Linked DNA regions of Mus musculus: all the other regions are linked to region 2. A link is a loop called in an ENCODE intact Hi-C map of the cell type or tissue named here. Cell type or tissue: left cerebral cortex. All regions are shown on one strand. Links, peaks and the distances in the headings refer to the core of each region. The heading gives the core; the rest is flanking DNA.

Region 1 (7,611 bases), core at 922-5,921, 86 kb before region 2:
TACAGAGGAGGTAGAGGTGTGCCAGTCTCAAGTAAGTATTTTGGAGAGACCTAGACTCCCTCCCTTCTTTCTTTCCATTCATTCCTTTTTGTAGTCATTCTGTCTGGATACAAGTGCCCCATTTTGCTGAAACAGGCCAGGGACACAACCCTGCTTGTCTCTCTACCCTTCAGGCCATGACACCACAGCCAGTGCACTCTCCTGGATCCTGTACAACCTGGCGAGGCACCCCGAATACCAGGAGCGCTGCCGGCAGGAGGTTCAGGAGCTGCTGAGGGACCGAGAGCCTGAGGAGATTGAATGGTGAGCATGATAGTCTCTGCTCTTGGAGCTTCTGGTCACCACATTCGTTGCTGCATTTCTTACAGGGTGTGTCTGTGTAGCTCAGGCTGGATTACAGAGTCTTAACCCCATGCTTTTAGGGATTATATACCCAGTTTGGAAATCTTCCTTTAGATAATTATGTCTCACATAGCTAGTTAGGTTTTGTTATGGAGTTTTCAAACCGAATTTGATTCTTGATTCTCCTCCTTCCATCTTGTGAATTTCCTTCTGGCTTTTGCTTGATTTTCTTTTTTATAGTTTATAGACACATCTTTTTTAATCCTTTGTAATCCCACCTTATAGTCTTTTCTACTTTTTAGCAACATTTTGTACATTTCAAGATACCAGGGCTGCTCTTCCAGAGGTCCTGATATCAATTCTGAGAAACCACATGGTGGCTCACAACCCTCTGTAGTGAGATCTGCCTTCTTCTGGTGTGTCAGCAACAGCATCTTCATATACATTAAACAAACAAACAAACAAAAAAATAAATAAGTAAGTAAATAAGTAAATATATCTATCTTAAAACAAAGTACCAAGGGGAAAGAAAATATTTTGACAGTCTCACAATGAAGAAATGAATAGATAATTTCATTAACTTATAGTTTCAGTGTTTCTGATATATTGAGAAAATCTACCTTATATTTGGAGTGGCCAAGAATTTTTTGTTTTGTTTTGTTTTTAGATCGGGTTAAATTAGGTAACCCTGACTGACCTGGACACAATGTGCAGATCAGGTTGGTCTCAAACTCATAGAGATTTGCCTGCCTCTGCTTCCCAAGTGCTGGGTTTGAAGATGTGCAAACATTTGTTTTCTGTGTCTAGTTTTTGAGACAGCTGCTTGTTTGGGCCATGACACCCTCCAGCTTTTACTCTTTAGCTGAGATGACTTTGACCTCAATCCTCCTGCATCCACTTCTCCAGTCCTGGGATTCTTTTGCTGGCTGCATTTAATTATTTTTGTTGCTAATTGCTAGTATTGTTACCATCTTCCTGTCTGTTTCCTAGCATTGTGTGGATTGTCTTCTCTAAATGTCTTCTCATGTCTGTTTTCTGCAGGCTTCATGAGACATTTAGTATTTAAGAAAATGTTTTCATTTTTATTACTATAGTTTTGTAATAGGTTTTAGTGAGTGGTAAATTGGTTCCATCTTTTATTTTGAAAATCACTTTCCACTGCCTGGACTTTAGCTTCAACTTTGTTGGATATTCATTCTTCTAAATAGAATAAAGTTGTTGAATGGGGACATTTGCTTATTATGCAAGGCCCTGTGAAAATCAGACCTGGAAAAGCATTGTCAAGCACAGATTGTACACACATGGACACACAGACACAGACACACAGACACACAGACACACACACACACACACACGTTGGGCATTGGGCACAGGGAAATAAAGGGGGTAGGAGAGAGCCTGCATCCTGCCAGAGCTCAGGTGTTCTGGGTGAGCAGACGTGAGGGACTGCCATGAGCTCTGCCACCCAGGTGTGTGTCTGGCTGTGGGAAGCCATGGAACCCTAGTCCTCGGGGCTAGTAGTCCGGGGGGTCTCTGGACCTCACAGAGGCCAGTGACAACAAGTTCTCAGTACCAGCTGAGAACAAAGTGAGGGCCCCGGGGGCAGTTCAGCCAGCACCAGAGCTGAAGGGAGTAGGGGGTCGGGGGAAGAGGTGCTGGGTGGTTCCCACATGCGTGAGAGTCTTTGGTCTGGCCCAGCCTGGAGGCTGGAAATGCTGAAAGGCCTTCTGGTGGGACATTAGATGCAGCTCCTTAGGGGAAGGCCTATTCCATCATTCAAGCACTGTGGGTCTTGATGAGCAGAGATTGTCCATGGTTCTAGAGCTTTATGGTAGAAAGGCAGAGAGAAAGAGAGAAGGTAGAAAAAGAGAGGCTGGCCATGGCCATGTGGAGAGAGAGAGCAAGGGAGGAGGATTAGGAGAGCGAGAGATGAGAATGAGAGGTAAGTGTTTAAGAGAGAGAGAGGAGGGGCCAAGCAGCCCCTTTATAGTGGGCTGGGCTATCTTGCTGTTGCAAGGAAACTGTTGGGAGGAACATACCTGGCTATTGTCAGGTAACTGTGAGGGTGGAGTCTAGCCAGAATGCCAGGAGCTTGGGACATTGTGTGACTGATAGCCACAATATTATGGAGTTGGGGGCTCCAGGGTGTCAGGCGTCTATGTCTGGGAATGTGACTCTCTGTTCTGTACCTTGTAGAGTTTTCCATTGGATCTCTGAAGTAAGCTTCGCTCAACCAAAACACAGGCTGCCTTTCATGGCCACACACACACACACTCACACATGCCACTCATCACACACACACACACACACACACACACACACACACACACACACACATACCACTCATGCTTATTCAGGCAACATTATTTAACTTCATCACGTCAGAAACAGAAAAGTTAAGACATCACAGTAGAAGGGAAGGGAGATGGTATAGGAGGACAAAGGGGTTTCAGCTGGTGTAGGAGAGGAATGAGAGATAAGTAATATAGGTTGAGTATAATTAGTATACATTACATGCATGTATGGAAATATAAAAAATGCATTTTAAATCGATAAGAAAACTCAGCTAAAAGTTTATTTGATAGTATTGAAAATTGTTACTATAGAAAGGACTAGCCAGGTGGTGTAGGTGCACGCCTTTAATTACAGCACTCTGGAGGCAGAAGCAGGCAGATTTCAGAGTTCAAGGCTAGCCTCATCAATAGAGTAAATTCTATGACATCTATGACTCCACTGAGAAACCTTGTGTCAAAACAAACAAACAAACAAACAAACAAACAAACAAACAAACAACACATTACAGGACAGAACAGGATAGAACTGACACCCCTGTAATGATGGGCCATTCCTCATTGCCTGCCACTCTGCTACTGAGTACATATATTCATTTAAATAACTGTATAGGTCTTTAAGGATTTTTATTTCTTACTTTAAAAGAAAACCTTCGTTACATGATTGAGTTTTGATGAAATGTCTCCTGTAGCCTAGCTTGGCTATTTAATGTGGAATTTCCACCCTCCATTTTCCTGAGTACCACTACATCCAGCTCATTGCATAAACATTTTTAAGCTTGTGCACAGAAAAATTATCAAGTTTAGGATATTTTTGGAGCTGTAGGCTTTAAGTAGAAATATTTCAGGTTAAGCTTCCCCCTTCCCATGTTTTTGAGATTTCGGGGGAGAGTAGTGTTAATCTTAGATCCAAGGCCCTAGATCTTAGTTGACCCCTGTGGCTTCAAAACTTGGGAAGTAGAATGATAAATACAGGAATTCAAGGTTATTCTTAGTAGTAGACACAAACACACAAAAGAACTGGCAAGCATCCTTGATTCATCTAGAATATAATTTGTTCCATGACTAAGCATGAGAGGCGAGTGGTTAATCCAACCAGAGGCTGATGAGGCTGAGCTTAGACTTTGTTTTGCTCCTGAATAATTGTGCGCTGTGTTCCTTAGGGACGACCTGGCCCAGCTACCCTTCCTGACCATGTGCATCAAGGAGAGTCTGCGGCTACATTCCCCAGTCATAGACCTCCTCCGCCGCTGCACCCGGGACATTGTGCTACCTGATGGCCGGGTCATCCCTAAAGGTGTCCTGAAAGTCAAGGGCGAAGGGAGGAGCAGATGGGAAGCATCTGAGTAGGGTGACGGTCCCTAGGGGCAGCTTGGACCTGGCTAGTACTGACTGGATCCTCCTACCCAACAGGGAACATCTGTGTCATCAGCATCTTTGGTATTCATCACAATCCATCAGTCTGGCCAGACCCTGAGGTGGGGGCTCCTCCAGGCATTGCTGGGAGGGACATGGGAAGGGGATGTAGCCCCAACCTGGAAACAAGAAGCTGTCACCCCTGTCTTCATGTCTACTTTTTGGGGGGCTGGCTGGGTATGGGCAAAGAAGCAAACTAGAAGCCTCATCTTGCCCCTCCCCTCAGGTCTATGACCCCTTCCGCTTTGACCCAGAAAACCCACAGAAGAGGTCCCCTCTGGCTTTTATTCCCTTTTCTGCCGGGCCCAGGTGAGACCAGATGGCTTGTGGTGATGGGTAGATTCTGGGGCTGACAGTGGGAATAGGGTGGAGCTGGGATGGTTGGGTTCTAGTTCTCCTTACCACCCTCTGCTCAGAGTATGCACAAAAGTCTGCAGAACCCAGGGTTGGAAGTTGAAGGGCTGACCAGGTGCGGCCAGGACTGGATCAGGTTGGGTCCAGGAGCTCCTGTCTAGGCACTGCACAGAGTCCCCATCCTGCCCCTCTGCAGGAACTGCATAGGACAGACTTTCGCCATGAGCGAGATGAAGGTGGCACTGGCGCTGACTCTGCTGCGCTTCCGCATCCTGCCTGATGACAAGGAGCCGCGCCGGAAGCCAGAGATAATCCTGCGGGCGGAGGGCGGGTTGTGGCTGCGGGTGGAGCCTCTGAGCAAGGGCGCTCAGTGACCAGGTCTACTACTGTCTCAGTCACTTTCCTTTGCCAATCCCAGAATAAGCGGAGTTTCACCCAGAGCCATCAGAGGGCGCTGCAGGATAACAGAGACTGTCTGGAAGCCTGGCTGAGAAAAGTCTGGGGCTGCTTTCTGAGTCCAAGGGCCTTTCTGGGTAGCCCACAGGGCCTGCAGACTGATGAAGAGTTGCATGCACCCCAGCTCAAGAACGGCCTTTATTCTTTTAGCGATAGGGAGGCACCATAGATGTTTGAGCAGGAGAGTTACAAGGTTTACTGGCATGTAACCTCCCACAAGTCTGAAGCAGGCTGAGCCAGACCTTGACTTTGCTGACACTAAGGAGATTACCTAGGGTGTAGCCTTCCTCCCTAGATTACTCTAGTGTTCAGCCATTTTCCCTGTTCCTCTTCAAGATACTGCTACGGTGCTGAGAGGCCCCAGAGCTATTCAGGAGACTATGCCTGCAGCTGGCTCCAGGCTCCAAATTGAATTGGTGGGAATGGGCTTCCCCTCCTTTTTATAAGCGCATTCTCCATTAAACATTTGAACCTTGAACAGACTAGCATGTCTTGGTTCCATTATTTCTCAACTTGCCTAGGTTCCCTCTTTTCTTTCAGCTCCCGGTTGCCTCCCAGGCTCGAACCTGGACATGTGAGCCGCTGGCTGGCTTGCAACAATTTAGTGTACCAACGCAGGACCTGGGAATTGCAGAAGACATTGGAGGAAACACTGCTGGCATTGAGCTCTGCAGATAGGATATTTGTACTGGGGCCCGTTGCTAAGGGTGCTGTACTGTCCAAGCTGGAACAGCGTGCTGACATGCTTGCTGGATTCGCTTAGGTTCAGCAGTGATATCAGGATCTAGGAAAGCAGCAGGCAGTCAGCCGCAGCTTTCAGAAGCTGCTTTGTAGGCGAGAGAAATAAAAGGGTGTAAATCAATGGAACAGGTGGATGGCCGCAGTTGGAAACTACATCAGGCGGGAGGAAAGTGGATTTTGAACTCTCCCAGAGACAGAGAGAATTTGGGGGATGCCCTGCTTTATTCTCTCTAGCTCTACAGCAGTTCTCTGCCCTCTTTGTGTTGTCTAATGTCTGGTGCACCGGTCTGTTTACGTGTTGATTCATGTGTGTTTCGTTTTGTTGTGTGAATGACTGAATGTTCTGTGTTTCATGTTGGAAAATAAAGATGGCTAAAACTTTATCTGCTCGTTTAGCAAGAGAGTGGCCATACACTTTAGCCAGGATCAGGCACAATAGGAGGGCTCCTGCTGGAAAAACTATTTTTTTGAGAAAGGGAGTCTGCAGCCTCTTGGTTTTGGGGCGAAAAAGCTGATGGATATTTTTTTTTCCTAAGAAAATTCTCTGCAATTGTGGTTATTGCATTTAGCTAATGACAAAGTGCTTTTTATTTTATAATTATAGCTAGAAAAATTAAAATTCTCTGATTGGTCTAAATGTAGCTGCTTCATTTGCCTTTTACTGGTCTTAGAGATGTTATATGCTCTGGGTGTCTTCATTGTAGAGTATTAGCTTATAAGTTATTGGGTATGATCAAAAAGGTGTAACACTGGTTACTAGATAGTTAGTTTTAAATTGGCAACTCAGGAGTGTTTCAAACACGTGGCATAAAGCAGGCCAAAAAAAATTAGGCCTCTAAGAATCCTTCTAGTTGAGATAATATTTAATGTGATTCTTATCCTAGAAAGTAGGATTAAGATTTAAAGCAATGTCTCTTTAATGAAGCATTAAAGCTTGCACTGTCATGCATTTATAGGTATAAATTGGCAGCAAAATCTCACAATGTGGTAGTGAAGTTTTAATGTTGATTCTAAGGTGATAAATTGTTTTGAAATTGGGTTTTGCTTTCCCAAGGTTGTAGTTATAGTCTAATATTGCATAGAAACTTAAAAGTTCTGAAATCTGTCCTCACAGCAAGAGGAACTAAGCTCAGAGCAGCTTCTGTGTCATTTGTGTGACTTTCTTTTGTCTTGCAAATGGTGCCTAAGGAAGCTCTGGAAACTTGCCTCTCCTTGCCTCCAGGGGAATTTTCCTTTAGCTGAAAGAACACTATTGCAGATCTACCCATATGTTTTTCTAATAAAGTTTAAATTCTAAGTTTATAAAAAGGGTCAATCAGGCTGTAGAATTTATCAGGACATTGCGATTTGACTTGCTTACTTCATGTAAAGTCATTATAGATTTAAGAGTTTGTTTTTTCCTTTGCACTCTGATAATTGTAAAAAGTTTTGCTTCTAGTGAACTGGTGATTACTGGAAAATTTTGCCTGTAGGTATGGCTAACATAGCTTTACATTATATAAGAAAAATTCTTAGTGTCTCTGCCTCAATATCAGAAGCTAAGAGTTTGAATCTTTCAGTGTATATTGTTTCCTAAGTGAAAAGTATGTTATTAGCTAATGCCTCTCAGGGAAGTTTACTTTAAATCCTTGCTCTCACAAAAGGAGCTTTTAAGTTCTGGGGAGTAGCTGTTCCTCCAGAAACTATTCCGTGGCAATATCCTTTTAATACTTATGGCTTTAGTTATATCATAATATCGTGGCACAGAAAATCTAAGAACAAAAAATTGATTTGCTTCAAAATTTTATTTTTGAAAGCTTCCAGGAGATGTTAATTGGCTAAGACCACACCTTAAAGTCACCACAGGAGAACTTAAACCTTTATTAGGTGCTATCTAGTGAGATTCAAAATTATTGGTGAGAAACAAAAAGGTTTCACAGAAAGCAGAGGAAACTTCTGTGATCAATTGTTATCAATTATAATCAATGGTAATTAAATATTACCTGCTTATTTTATTTATGTGCCCACAACA
Region 2 (7,611 bases), core at 1,360-6,359:
TGTTATAGAGTTTTCAAACCCAACTTGATTTTTCTTGATTCTCCTCCTCCCATCTTGTGAATTTCCTTCTGGCTTTTGTTCCCCTCTTCTCTTGTAGTTTATAGACACCTCTTTTTCAATCCTTTTGTAATCCCAGGGTGTATCTTGTCAAGTTTTTAGTAATATTTTATACATTTCAAAATACCAAAGCTGTTCTTCCAGGTCCTGAGGTCAATCCTCAATAACCACATCGTGGCTCACCATGGTCTGTCATGGGATCTGATGCCCTCTTCTGGTATTTCAGCAACAGCATACTCATATATATTAAATAAATAAATAAAACAAAATACCAAGCGGGGGGGTGGGGAGGATTTTTTAGACTCATCTTGCAGAAATGACAAATCTTTGGAATGATATAGTCTTTTAATTTCCTCACTGTTTTAGTGTTTTCGATGTATTTGAGAATCTACCCTATATTTGGAGAGGCCAAGAATTTTTGTTTTGTTCTGTTTTTAGATAGAGTCATATTGTGTTGCCCTGGCTCACCTGGAGCTCACTGTGTAGACCAGGCTGGTCTCAAAGTCTTAGAGATTTGCCTTCCTCTGCCTCCCATGTTCTGGGTTTAAAGGTGTGTGCCATCACGATGTGCAAGCATTTGTTTTATTTATGTATCTATTGAGACAGCTGCCTTCTTCGACATGACAGCCTCCAGCTTACTCTTTTTTTTTTTCCTTCTGCGGAAAAAGCTTTATTGCTTACATCTTCAGGAGCAAGAGCTCCAGCTTACTCTTTAGCCTCTACCTCTCCAGTCCTGGATTTCTTTTCCGGGCTCCATTTAATTATTTTTGTTGCTAATTGCTAGTTTTCTTAACATCTTCCTCAAAATCACATCTCTACTTCTCTGCGGTGTGTACTGTCTTCTTATGCCTGTGTTCCACAGGCCTCATGAATAAAGTAGTTTTTAAGAAAATGTTTCCATTTTTATCATTATAGTTTTATAATAAGTTTTAGTGAGATTGGCTCCATCTTTTATTTTTTTAATTTTATTTTACTAGATATTTTCTTTATTTATATTTCAAATGCTATCCTGAAAGTTCCCTATACCCTCCCCCTGCCTTGCTCCCCTACCCACCCACTCCCACTTCTTGGCCCTGGCATTCCCCCGTATTGGGGCATATAAAGTTTGACAGACCTAGGGGCCTCTCTTCCCAATGATGGCCGCGTAGGCCATCTTCTGCTACACATGCAGCTAGAGACACGAGCTCTGGGGGTATTGGTTAGTTCATATTGTTGTTCCACCTATAGGGTTGCAGACCCCTTCAGCTCCTTTGGTACTTTCTCTAGCTCCTCCATTGGGGGCCCTGTGTTCCATCTTATAGATGACTATGAGCATCCACTTCTGTATTTGCCAGGCACTGGCATAGCCTCATACGAGACAGCTATAACAGGGTCCCTTCATCAAAATCTTGCTGGCATGTGCAATAGTGTCTGAATTTGTTGGCTGATCATGGGATAGATCCCCAGGTGGGATAGTTTCTGTATAGTCTATCCTTTCATCTTAGCTCTAAACTTTGTCTCTGTAACTCCTTTCATGGGTATTTTGTTCCCTGTTCTAAGGAGGAATGAAGTATCCACATGTTGGTCTTCCTTCTTGATTTTCTTGTGTTTTGCAAATTGTATCGTGGGTATTCTAAGTTTCTGGGCTAATATCCACTTATCAGTGAGTGCATATATAGTGACTTCTTTTGTGATTGGGTTATCTCACTAAGGATGATATCCTCCAGATATATCCATTTGCCCAAGAATTTCATAAATTCATTGTTGTTAATAGCTGAGTAATACTCCATTGTGTAAATGTACCAACCACATTTTCTGTATCCATTCCTCTGTTGAGGGACATCTCCATCTTTTATTTTTAAAACCACTTTTCAGTGCCAGCTTTAACTTCACTAGATATTCATTCTTCTAACTAGAATAAAGTTGTTAAGTGGGGTGCAGTTAGTGGGGGACATTTGCTTCCCCCTTCCCATGTTTTTGAGATTTCAGGGGAGAGTAGTGTTAATCTTTGATCTAAGGACCTAGATCTTAGTTGACCCCTATGGCATCAAAACTTGGGAAGTGGAATGACAAATACAGGAGTTCAAGGTTGTTCTTAGTAGTTAGACACAAACACACAAAGGAACTGGCAAGCATCCTTGATTCATCTAGAATATAATTTGTTCCATGACTAAGCATGAGAGGCGAGTGGTTAATCCAACCAGAGGCTGATGAGGCTGAGCTTAGACTTTGTTTTGCTCCTGAATAATTGTGCGCTGTGTTCCTTAGGGACGACCTGGCCCAGCTACCCTTCCTGACCATGTGCATCAAGGAGAGTCTGCGGCTGCATCCCCCAGTCATAGATCTCCTCCGCCGCTGCACCCGGGACATTGTGCTACCTGATGGCCGGGTCATCCCTAAAGGTGTCCTGAAAGTCAAGGGCGAAGGGAGGAGCAGATGGGAAGCATCTGAGTAGGGTGATGGTCTCTAGGGGCAGCTTGGACCTGGCTAGTACTGACTGGATCCTCCTACCCAACAGGGAACATCTGTGTCATCAGCATCTTTGGTATTCATCACAATCCATCAGTCTGGCCAGACCCTGAGGTGGGGGCTCCTCCAGGCATTGCTGGGAGGGACATGGGAAGGGGATGTAGCCCCAACCTGGAAACAAGAAGCTGTCACCCCTGTCTCTATGTCTACTTTTGGGGGGCTGGCTGGGTGTGCGCAAAGAAGCAACCTAGAAAGCCTCATCTTGCCCCTCCCCTCAGGTCTATGACCCCTTCCGCTTTGACCCAGAAAACGCACACAAGAGGCCTCCTCTGGCTTTTATTCCCTTTTCTGCCGGGCCCAGGTGAGACCAGATGGCTTGTGGTGATGGGTGGATTCTGGGGCTGACAGTGGGAATAGGGTGGAGCTGGGATGGTTGGGTTCTAGTTCTCCTTACCACCCTCTGCTCAGAGAATGTGCAAAAGTCTGCAGAACCCAGGGTTGGAAGTTGAAGGGCTGACCAGGACTGGGTCAGGTTGGGTCCAGGAGCTCCTTTCTAGGCAGAGCTCAGTCAGAGTCCCCATCCTGTCACTCCGCAGGAACTGCATAGGACAGACTTTCGCTATGAATGAGATGATGGTGGCACTGGCGTTGACTCTGCTGCGCTTCCGCATCCTGCCGGATGACAAGGAGCCGCGCCGGAAGCCAGAGATAATCCTGCGGGCGGAGGGCGGGTTGTGGCTGCGGGTGGAGCCGCTGAGCACAGTGCTGAAGGACTCCAAACCTGACCTTGAGGCTTCTTTACCCCACCCTCCAATTGTTCTCTCCGGTTCTCAGAATTAGCTTGGCTCCACAGAACGCCAGCAGGGGGCGCTAGAGGGCCACAGAATCAGCCGTGGTCTCTGAAGAGAATGGGTTGGTGTCTTTGAGGCAAAGTACCTGTTTGCTGATTTAGCCCAGCAAGGCTTTCACGCTGAGAGTTCTTTTCCAGTCGAAGCTTGGACTTCATCCTGTTAAAGTCACTGTAGATTTTGGAGCAGATTAGGAGAGGGAGTCGAGTTTCTGGCATGCTTGGCACTCTTTAGTCACTGAAACAAAGCCTAATCGCACTCTTTCCACTTTCTTCTGCCTTCTCTTCCTCTTCGTTATATTTGAAGCGCTCTTCCAGTGTTTTGGCTTCTTAGAGCTGCACTTACAGCAGTGGGCTGCCACAGTACCCCTGGGGGGTGGGGGTGGGGTTGTTTATAAAGTTTGACTAAAATGGTTTCTCAGAAAGGTCTGTCTTGGCACCTTTGAGAAGGATGTTAAATGACATTCTGGGCTTGTGATTCCCAAGGTCCTAAGGCATCTTAAAGTAAACAAAGTCCCAGAATCCTTCATTAACTTATGTCCTGGGTCGTGTTCACTGAGACTCCCACTTAGTTCACAGGAATCTTCTAATTTTCCTTTCTAGTAGCACCTCTGGGCTTTGATCCCTTCACCCTCTCACGAACCCATTAAAAACAGTGTCAGGTGGACGCTGTGACTCAACCCTGAGATCCAGTCCCTGTGACAGGGGGATCGTGAGTTGGAGACTATCTTGGAATACATAGAAAGTCCTGGCAGGCCTTGCCTTCCCCCACTCCCTCCGCCTTGCTAAACTGTTAGACTACATTCCTAAAGCGAGCCACCAAGATCTATTCCCTTACTTGGTCACTTCCTCCTCTTGAGGCTGACTACCAAAGTGCAGCTATCACACTATTGAAGTACAGCAATCAAAAGCCCTCTTTGTTTCCTCTAATTAGCATGTCTAATTAAACACTCCATCCTAATACCTGGTTTCTTAATTTACCTTTATAAACTGCCATTTGCCTATGGGCTACATTGGTCTCCTCTCTATCCAGAAGTCCTTTGTCCCATTCTGGGACAAACAACCTTCTCCCATCTCTTGTGTTTCCCACCCCTTCTCCCCTGTCCTTTACCCCTTGTCTTTGTTTCCTATTTCCTGTCCTTTGTCCCTCTGAAGCAAATAAGTCTTGGGGACCCTGTGCAGATATTCTCCCTTTCCCTTTGCTTCTGCCTAGGATCGTGACAACGGATGGCTGCAGGGGGTGGGGAAGTGTAGGTCTTTGCATTCCACAGATCACAACAGATGCCTGTGTAATTCTTAAAAACACAGCTAGGCCTGTTTCTGACTGGCTACAGTCATCTGTTGGTCTCCTGACCATGGAGAATGCTCCCTTTGCAGGACAGTTTGGGAACAGCAGGCTTTGAAAATACTAGTTTTCCCAGGTTTAGTATAATGAACTGCTGCGGGATTCCAGGAGGAACACATACCTCTTTTCTGAAAGTTCTAAGACCTGACACCTGATGCCCTTGATGACAGGACAGAGGTGGCAGCGAGGCTAGGTAGATGGAGGTTGGAGTGGTCTCTAACATTCTGCCCCTGCAAGGATCACTGTCTTTCCCCTCCCGTTCTGCCTGATGTTCTAAGGCAGTTTTCTCCTATTTGACACGTTCAGTCCAGGAGGAAGAGGGAAGGTTTATGAGGCCCAGTAGGCAAATAGCATCTTATGTACCGAGCCAGATTTGTTTTTGCTTGTTTGTTTGTTTCTAGACAGGGTTGCTCTGCTTATCCTGGAACTTGCCTTGTAGACCTCCAACTCACAGAGACCCACTTGCCTCTGCCTTCTGAGTGCTATTAGTAAAGGCTTGGGACACTGCTGCTTGGCTCACCAGACTCTTGAAGCCCCTTCTCGAGTTTTATAGAAGAAACAAACAACTATTCGGGAGGAGACTGAGTGAGCTCAGGGTTAAAGTTTTCCTGCATTGTTGCCCTTTTGTGATGGGTGGACTTTTTTGAGCTACCCCTGTTTCTGTAAGCCCTCACCAATACCCTGGCAAGTAACCCCAATAAAAAATTGCTGATTTACTGAGTTGGACTTTGGTGTGATTGTCACTTTGGTCAGTGGTAAACACTCTGTGACATAATTCCTGGGAGGATATGAAGAAACCAGACAGGGAAACGATGACAAATCAAAATAATGACACCACCAAAGTCCAACTTTGCAAACCAATGTGCTTTATGGGGTTACTTACAGGAGTGTGGGTGCAGTCAGCCTAGCAGGTTGGAGGGTACCCTTTCCCAGTAGTCCATTGCTCTGAGCCTCTTCCCATAGCTCGGCTTATCTCTGCTCCTCCCAGGTAATTTTATAAAGCACGTTTCCCCTTGCCCCTCACGACTTAACTCTGAGATCACACCGCAGCTAGCTCTACTTAGGAAACCCATGCTTGGTCCGGCTAGCCGCCATGGTGCTGGCCATTGCTCTCTCACACCGCAGCCCACTTTTCCAGCTGGCCTTGCCAAGCTGCTCAACGCAGTCCCTCCTGCGTTCGACCACAGCCACCACTCATGCTCCAACGATCAGCCAACCCTGCGGTTGGCTCTGCGGACTGCCAACTACCACCCTGGTCTTACTCAGCTCCCATGCTAGCTCTCCTGGTCTCTGCTTGCTACTTGCCTGGTGCCACAATGGCCACTCCGGTCTCACCCAGCTCCCTTTAGCCCTGTGAAAGGAAAACACTAAAGACTTTTGTAGTTTAAAACTGACCAGGTAACTCAAAGGCTGATAAAAGAATATCCTGTCCCATCGTCCTTGCCCTCCTCAGGCACAACTGCAGAGGCCATGAGCTATCGGTGCCCTGAGAAACCTACCTGTTTGCAACTCCTTGCAGGCCTGCCGCCTGGTCCAGCTCCCAGTCTTCTCCTGTCATCTCTTCCTGTCCTGCCCGGAAATCTTGTCTTCTCTTTCATCCAACTATTAGCTTCTGCCATCTTCATTTAGCCAATCAACAATTAGGGAAATAATTAGGGAAGTTCCTCTTACGCACCTAGTCTGGGAGTCTGTCCCAGCAGGGCCTTCATAAGATCCATCTCTATGGTAATTTCTTAACTAGTGATTGATGGTGGAGGTCCCAGCCCATGGTGGTTGGTGCCATCCTCGGGCTGGTGAAAGCAGGCTGAGCAAGCCATGAGGGGTAAGACAGTAAGTAGAATCTTTCATGGCTTCTGCATCAGCTTCTGCCTGTTTGAGTTCTTGTCCTGACCTCCTTCCATGATGGACAGTGATGTGGAATTGTAAGCCAAATAAACCCTTTCCTCCTGAAGTTGCTTTGGTCATAGTGTTTCAGCCCAGCCATAGTAACCTTAGAAGCCTTATTTGAAATCAGCCCTGTCGCCATACTTCCATCCCGAGCTTCTGGACTCAGAGTTGGTCTCAAACCAAACTTGAAATTCAGTGATTCCACTAAACTAGCTGGCCAGCAAGCCTCAAGAATCTTCTGACCCCGTCTCTGCCTTCTCAGGGTTGCAGGTGTATGCCATTCCACCCAGGGTTTTTTTTTTTTTGTTTTTGTTTTTTTAACATTGATGCTGGGAATTGAACTTAGTTTCTCACAATTGTGCTGCAAGCCCTTCACTGACCTAGACATCTCCCCAGCCCCAATCTCACAATTTGTTAAACATGACAGCAAATTTGCATGCTTAAAAAAGGAACAACAGGCAATCAATAAGTAGCTATCATGGCCAGCCATTATTGGGAACTGACAAGGTGAGAAAGGCGAATCTATAAAATAAAACAAAACAACCTCAAATCTAAGTTACACTAGTTTATAAAATCATCATTGTTTAGTTAAAATGCAAAGAGTTTATAAAATGGCATGGTCATGGCTGACAAACATGAGCATGTTGAGTTGGGAAGATTGCTCAATGGGCTACCCTTGCTGTGGAGCCTAACTTCTGGAGTTTCGTCCTCGGGACAGTTGTGTGGAATTCTGCTCAGAATTGCAACACCCCTTCTGGTGAGGTAAACAGATGACCCCTGTAGGCTTAAAGGGGAGAACAGGAATTTGGAAGGTTCTACTATCCAGCAGGTTTTTTGTTGTTGTTGTTGTTTTGTTTTGATTTTGATTTTTAAAAACATGTTGTAGAAACGTTTAATCTGAATCCAGGGTTTCTACCACACCTTTGACCATTTAGTTACCAGATAAAAGACACATACATCCTTTATATTTTCAATAAGCCTTAAGCAGGATGAGGAATGGGCAGATATATACCCTGTATGTTATCAG
Region 3 (7,611 bases), core at 1,464-6,463, 230 kb after region 2:
TGTAGCCAAAGTCAAAGTAAATGGAGAGAAACTTGAAGCAATCCCACTAAAATCAGGGACTAGACAAGGCTTCCCTCTCTTTCTCTACCTATTCAATATAGTGCTTGAAGTCCTAGCCAGAATAATTAGACAATAAAAGGAGATCAAACGGATACAGATTGGAAAGAAAGAAGTCACACCATCACTCTTTGCAGATGATATGCTAGTATACTTAAGTGATGCCCAAAATTCCACCAGAGATCTCTCCTACACCTGATAAACAATTTCAGCAAAGTAGCTGGATATAAAATTAACTCAAACCAATCAGTGACCTTTCTCTACACAAAGGAAAAACAGGCCGAGAAAAAAATTAGGGAAACAACACCCTTCACAGTAGTCACAAATAATATCAAATACCTTGGTGTGACTCTAAATAAATAATTCTTAACTATTTTTCTGATTCTACATTTTAGGAAAGAAGTCCAACAAACAGAAGGCTATAAATGAGTATGAAAATCTCTGGAGAAAACTCAGGTAATTTCTTTCCCAAGAGATGGCCATATTCCAGAGAGCTGTTACAAATGAGGCCTTTTTTTCAAAGAAGTAAAAGATACATTTGATATCAAGCATCAAACCAATTTCATCTCAAGAAAAATTCCCCCCAAATTAGTGTCTCACACCTCAATCCTAGGAGATGCCAATTATTAGGATTTTGAGAATAACTAGAACATGATCATGTTACATGCGATGCGTTATAGTTCACATATAGAAACTTTATGCCATACAGAATGTCTTCGTTTGGTTTTGTAATTTCACCTTGTTGTTAGCAGTCCGTGACCAAGGGAAATCAGTGCCTAAACTCAAACAGGAACCTGTCGACCTGAGCTGAAAGCAGACGCCACGGAGGAATGCCGTTTACTGTCTTGCTTCTACTGGCTGGCTCCGTTTGCTTTCTTACATAACCACATGAACAGGATCCACAGAACAGCTCAATAGGCTGGACGCTGCCACATCAATCTTTCATTAAGAAAATTCCAAAAGCTTCCTATAAGCCAGTCCAGCGGGAGCATTTTCTCAGTTGAAGTTCCCCCATAAGACTCTCGGTTTTGCCACACTGATGAAATAATAATCAGCACAATTGACACTCTGTCAACTTGATACATAAACATATTATTAATTAACCACAACCTTTCCTATTTGTCTGCCTCCAAGATGTCTTGTTAATATCTATACCACAATTTAAAACTTAAGTAACTGTCTTAAGAAATTTCAGCAGTTTAAAAGAACTTATAGTTCTCCTTCAAAACCAAATGTGCCTATAAAAAGTTGAAAGCCTCTGACTTGTGGGTCCCTACAATAGTAAAAAAAAAAAAAAAAATTACATTCTTTCTTACTCTAAAAGAAAAACATGGCATAGTCACAATCAAAGCAAAGCAGGACCAACCTCGTGCAGTCTGCCTCGCTTAGTGTCCCACATTGGAATTGACGCACCATCTCCTGGGCTCCCAAGGACTGACTTAGACAGCTCCACTTCCCCAGCTCTGCTCCTGGAAGCATACATAGATAGTCTCCTGTGCTCAGGCTGCTGTCCTGGATGCTCGTCCCCCTCTACTGGTATCTCCAATATGCAGTTTTCCACTGTGACTGAGGCTCAGCCTTCTCCTATGTAGGCAGAGGGGAGGGTTTGTTTGGTTTATCAGTTCTGGTCACAGCCCATCATTTAGGGAAGCCAAAGCAAGAATTGAAGGCAGGCAAGGGCCCAGAGAACTGGGACTGAGACCCGTGGAGGAAATTGCTTACTGACTTGCTCTTCAGGGCTTGCTCAGCCAGCTTTCTTATATAATCAGGACCACCTGATGCCCAGGGGTGACACTACCCACTAGGTGGCTGGTCCCTCTCACATTGATGGTTAATAACAAAAATGTCCCCCACAGATTTGCCTAAAGATGATCTGATGGAAACATTTTCTCAGCTCAGACTGTGTTTTTTTTTTTTTTTTCCCAGATGACTCCACGTTGTGTCTATTTAACAGAAAACTCTTCAGGACATACCTCATCCTTTCAGAATGATAACAAAGGAAGTAAAAAGATTGCCCAGCCAGCCATAGTGCTGGCCATGTAATCACAATGGTCTGAGTTCAGTTCCCCAAATCCACATAAAACAGGACATATCTGTAATCCCAGCACTTCTCACAGAAAGCCTGCTTCATTGACATGGAAGGAAACAGTACTTCTGAAAGCTGTCCTGCACATCTCCCATGTACCGTAGTATACGTGTGCACCCACAAACACAGTAAATGAACACACTTACAAAACTCAATGTTATATTGATTTATCCACAAGTCATGGGGACAGGTTGATCATGATAAGAAAATAGAAATTCCTAACTGTCCTAATTGGGACTGTCAATTTACTTCTTGGATATGCATGTATTCAAGCAGAAGATTGACTCAGTGGTAGTGGTAGTGGTAGTGGTAGAGGCGCACACCTTTAATCTCAGCACTCAGCAGGCAGAAGCAGGTGGATCTCTGTGTAAGAGAGGCCAGCCTGATCTACAGAGTAATTTTCAGGACAGTCAGGGGTATGCAGTAAAATGCTGTTTCAAACAGACAAACAAATAAAACCAGAAACAAACACAGTAACAAGAAGACAAAAAAGACCATAATTTGCGTTGATATCATTACATATCCAAGTATGCATAAGATTGTGGATTGAAATCTGTGTTGAAATGCTATGTGAATGTTTAGTGTTCTCAAAGAGACTTACCTCACCATACATGAATCGCACTGTTTCTAGTCGCGCTGTCCTCAGGAGACTTGGAAAGCATGCAGTCTGAACACGTTACAAACTGTTTCCCAGCATGAGACCAGCATTCATTCCCGTGTTCAGTGGTTAGTAACCACTGTCTCAGGCATGCTCGCTTCTTTTGTTTTGCAGCAGCCACCTGGCGGAGAAATTCAGTGACTATAAGTTGTATAAACATAAGGAGTTTGGGAGCAGCTTCACATATCCTCTGTCCCTTCAGATGCATAAAAGTGCTCACAGTGGAAAGAAACCTTCTAAAAATAAGGACTGTGAGGACCTTTTACTCCAATCTGGTCAAGGAAATAAAGAACATCACCCTGCAAAAAAAATCTTACGTTCAAAAGCTGTTTGGGAAAGGCCTCACGCATCCCAGTCCTTTACAAAGGCATGAGAAGAGTCACAGCGTTAAGAAGCCCTATGTATGTGAACTGTGTGGTAAAGGCTTTGTTCGCTTAGATAATCTTTTAAGACATAAGATGACTCCAGATTGTGAGAAGACTTTTTTTTTTTTGTAATCACTGTGGGAAAATTTTTTTCTCGTTCTGCTTACCTCGAAAACACACAAAAATTCATACTGGTGAGAAACCCTATGTGGGTGAGCAGTATGGGAGAGATTTTCTTTATTCTGCTTACTTTCAGATTCATAGAAGAAGTCACACTGGAGAGAAACCCAGTGTGTGTAAGCAATGTGGGAAAGCCTTCACTGCTTCTCAGTACCTTCATATACACGAACAAATTCATACTGGAAAAAAAAAGTTACGTAGGTAAGCAGTGTGGGAGTGCCTTCTCATTTTGGAATCAATTTTAGAAACATAAAATATCTCACAGTGGTGTGAATCCCTATACTTGTAAGCCATGTGGGAAAGGTTTCACATGTTCTGGTTTCCTGAGAGCACATGAAAGAATTCACACTGATGAGAAGTCCTATGTGTATAAGCACTGTGGGAAAACCTTTGCTCATTTTGGTAGCCATAAAAGACATAAAAAAAAAAAAAAACTTCACACTGTATAGAGACTCTACATACACAAGCAGTGTGGGAAAGCTTTAAAGAATCACCATTCCTTTCAGTTCCACAATTGAATACATACTGGAGACAAACCCTACAATTGTGAGCAGTGTGGGAAGGATTTAGCTTCTTCCTCCCTACAGAGCTAAGAAAGGAATCGCTCTGGAGAGAAGCCCTATGCGAGTTTGCAATGTGGGAAAGCTTTCAGTTCGGACAGCTCTCTTCAGCAACATAAAATAACTCACACTACAGCAAATTCCTGTGGACGCAAGCAATGTGGGAAAAGCAAAAGCCTTTGATCGATTTTTGGAAGTCTCAAGTACATGAAAGAGTCCACACCAGCGAAAGACCCTATGAATGAGAGGCTGTTTGAGGTCATCTTCTTTGCAAAGACATGAACTAATTCATAGAAACACATAAGGATTCTTGTAAGTAATGTTGGAATGTATTCTCTTTGTTACCTCTGAGAAATCAAACCACATGGGCATGAAACAGACTGCTAGCAGTGTGGGAAATGTTGAACAAAGCTTAATAGAGAGAAGCTTTGTTTGTTTGTTTAATTGATGTAACTTTTAGAACTAGAAGCAGACACACTGGAGAAAAGCCCTTTGGAGAAAAGCTGCTAGCAATATGATGAAGTCTTCCACCTTCTTTTTTTATCATGGAGAAGATATGGAAGATCTCACATTGAAGAGAAGCCACCACAATGTGCACATTATGGGGAAAGCCTTTAGTTCTCCTGGGGCCCTCCAAAGACATTGTGGTAGTCCTTCTGGAGGGAAACTCAATGTATATAAATAAAAAAAAATCTTAGAAATCTTCCAGTTATCTCAAGTTCTTTTATAGACTTGAAATAATTTGCTTTTAGGGTAGCCTAAGGTACAGAATTTGTGAAGTCTCCATTATCACTCTGGTAGGACTTTAAAAATGCATTGAGAGAACTCCTGGTATTGGAAAACAGGAAGATGTCTTGGTTCAACTCAAAAAACTATGCAATAGCAATGTTATGGGAGCAACTTTGATTAAACTAAATACTTGGTTTTGATCAGACAGTCTCACCCACTGAGTCTGTGCTCTTTCTGGTGATCAGTCCTTCCCAGGCTGAGACTGGCTATGAGGATCACTTACCATTGGAGAAAAACTAATTTAGCCCCTAGCAAGTGGCTATTAATTGGACATAGCTTCTTAGTGTATTTAAATTTTCAAATGTAGCTGGGAGTGGGGGTGCATGGCTTTAATCTTGGCAGTCTAAAGGAAGAGGCAGGAGGATTTCAAGTTCAAGGCCAACCCTTGGTACATAAAGAGTTCATGATTAGAAAGGACTATATAGAGGTGCACTTTTTAGAAAGATGTCATATTTTAAGTTTACATATGTGTGTCTACGTGTGGGTACGTGTCTGGCATGCTTGTGGAGGCCAGAGTGCTGGATACCCTAGAGCTGGAGTTACATGCAATTGTGAGTTTCCCAACCTAGGTGCTGGAGGCAGACTGATCTGAGTTTGAAGCTAGCAAGGAATGCATAGTGAGAGGCTATTTCAGAATACAGAAAATAAGGAAGAAAGAAAAAAAGGTTTCTTGAGGCCTTTTTTAAAACCTGAATTTAATCATTGAGACTCACTTGCTTAGAACGTGCGTGCTTAGAAATGCTGGACACAACAGTCATCCTGGTATCTGAGAGCTGAGATCTGGAGAGGTTCCTTCCCACCAGAGCTATAAAGAGTGAGGTCGATTTCTCAGACAGTTGAGAACAACTCTACCCCAAGTTGAAAACAACCACATCCTCTTCTCTCTAAGAATCCTAGCAATGATCTCATGGTCGTCAGATGGATGCTATCTGCTTAGAACCGAACCTATTCTCTAGATGGGTCTACCTCATTTGGGATGACAGATACTACCCGCACATCTTTGTAAAGGCTTGATTTAGTGTATATTGTGCATGGAGAATGTGAGCATGCCACTGTGCTCTGGTAGAAGTCAGCGCCCCCTTGTGGGAGTCGGTTCTCTTGGTCTAGCTTAACAATGGTTCTGGAGATCTCAGATCCTCAGGGTTGCATAGCACATGCTTTTATCCCCTGAGGTAACCTGGCGTGTCTCTAGTTAGTACATCTTCCTACAACTTGTTAGGAACCTGAATACATGTTCTGTGTTGCACTGAAGGCAGATATGAGAAAGCGCATAGCTGGGTTCTTTAGTGTACCCTTAGTCAACCAGCAAACAGGACTCATGACAAGCAGTTCTTCTCAGTACTGTCCCATTGTGCTTTCTGTTGCTATGACATATCACCATGACTGAATGAAGCTTGGGCAGGAAAGTGTTTATATGGACTACAGGCTATAGTCAATCTCTGAGTGAAGCTAAGGCAGGAATGTGCAGGCAAAAACTGAATCCTAGAATCTGGATGAACCATGAGTACTGGCTTGCTTCCACTGGCTTGCTGGGCTATCCTGTTTGTACAAGCCAAGGCCCACATGTCCTGGGATGTCAACACCTACAGTGGAGTAGGCCCTCCTTCATCAACTAGCAATCAAGAAGATGTTCTGAAGACAGGCACACTGGCCAATTTGCTGGAGCCGACTCCTCAAGTGAGATTCCCATTTCCCAGTTGGGCCAAGTTGACAACTTACTGAGTCATCTCACTGGTCCATCACACAATTTTTATTTGAGAAAGTAACTAGAGAATAAGACAAGAGAAGGATGGCATATGTTCTTAGCCAGAGTTCTAATTCACCAGCATATCGCCTCTATAATTCCTAAAACATACTTTAAAACCCTTGGTCAAATCTATTAGCTGCAACTAATGCCTGCAATAAATGTCTACAACTAGTCCCCTACAGGACTCCTGTCAGGAGCCACAAGTTGTCAATTAAAAAGCCCAATGGCAGAGGTTAGGTTCCTTCTGTTGAGTTCTTGGTCAGGAGTGTCACAGAGGCACCCCCTTCTCCTAAAAATGTAACACTGGCTCTCAGTATTGCCCTTGGTTGCCCACTATGCTATTGCTGAGGGAGTTAAGACATCAACACTGTTCTACCTGTGAACCTTGAAAGCTACAGTAACAACCAGCCGGAAACATAAGTCCATGGGTGCAATCCTGTCATGCAGGTTATAAGGGTAACGGATTGTATTTTAACTGGATTTAAGGCCCACTGCATATAGGGAACATAGGTCTTGTCCTCTCAGTCTGACCTAGAGCTGGAGATATCATAGGCCTCTGAAGTAAATCTACTATAATTCTCTTAAATGCTTACAGTCTCAATGCCTATCTGTATGCTCATAGAACAGTGTAACATTTATCCTCATGAGAGATGTTTCTGTGTGCAGTGGACAATGACAAATGTAGAAATGACAGCCTGTCAGCGTGAAGACAAAAGGCGTCTATGGAGTGCTTAGTCATCAACAGAACATCTACACCATCCCTCCATCACGCACCCCATCCCTCCAGGTCCAGGGAACATTGAACAGGAAGAGGCACAATAATTGTAGAAGCCAGAGCCTGGGCTGAAACAGTGTCTTCTGGATATGATCAGACTACATTTATAAAATAACAAGAATTGTGTTTGTCTGGGCCAGATCTAGCAAGTCAAGATTCCATCATCTGTGGGGGATGGGCTCATAAGCGCCTCACCGTTATTTGAGGAGTGATGTCCCTTGATAGGTCAACTGTGCATCAGAGCATGCTTTGAGCCATATACACAAGAGCAGAAAAACTATTCAGTAGGCCAACTGTAAAAAAAAAGCCATATTTAGGCAGGGGATGGAGAAGTTAGAAGAGAGTGGTGCATGTGATATGCTCAAAAATATTGTCTACATGTATGAAATTCAGA

What was found. A loop is a pair of places that touch in the nucleus more often than their neighbours do. Peaks named below come from ENCODE experiments on the same cell type or tissue, not always from the same donor. Only the 100,000 strongest peaks of a DNase experiment are listed, where the experiment ranks them.
Region 1: a loop joins it to region 2, with 7 times the contacts of the local background. A loop is called at or near these places in 18 of 42 quality-filtered maps.
Region 3: a loop joins it to region 2, with 2.4 times the contacts of the local background. A loop is called at or near these places in 2 of 42 quality-filtered maps.

Annotation. Positions count from the first base shown.
Region 1 is chr17:32,546,457-32,554,067 of GRCm38, forward strand. Cyp4f16 (cytochrome P450, family 4, subfamily f, polypeptide 16) reads left to right here. Exons shown (of 13, transcript NM_024442.2): 9 at 174-303; 10 at 3,797-3,930; 11 at 4,047-4,111; 12 at 4,276-4,358; 13 at 4,600-5,342. The coding sequence ends at 4,777. Among named protein-coding and RNA genes, the nearest start is that of Gm41570, 13 kb to the right of the region's middle. In left cerebral cortex, for the core only: a CTCF peak has its summit at 4,859 (motif pointing right); DNase peaks (open chromatin) are centred at 3,582 and 4,807; H3K4me3 peaks cover 521 bases.
Region 2 is chr17:32,631,875-32,639,485 of GRCm38, forward strand. Cyp4f37 (cytochrome P450, family 4, subfamily f, polypeptide 37) reads left to right here. Exons shown (of 13, transcript NM_001100187.1): 10 at 2,305-2,438; 11 at 2,555-2,619; 12 at 2,784-2,866; 13 at 3,102-4,310. The coding sequence ends at 3,345. Among named protein-coding and RNA genes, the nearest start is that of Cyp4f37, 14 kb to the left of the region's middle. In left cerebral cortex, for the core only: a CTCF peak has its summit at 3,365 (motif pointing right); a DNase peak (open chromatin) is centred at 3,365; H3K4me3 peaks cover 569 bases.
Region 3 is chr17:32,861,700-32,869,310 of GRCm38, forward strand. Gm50050 (a long non-coding RNA gene) reads right to left here and starts at 3,178. Exons shown (of 4, transcript XR_003952261.1): 1 at 3,119-3,178; 2 at 2,745-2,922; 3 at 1,424-1,641. It also overlaps the pseudogene Gm18273. In left cerebral cortex, for the core only: no CTCF peak of the experiment used is centred there; DNase peaks (open chromatin) are centred at 3,461 and 3,949.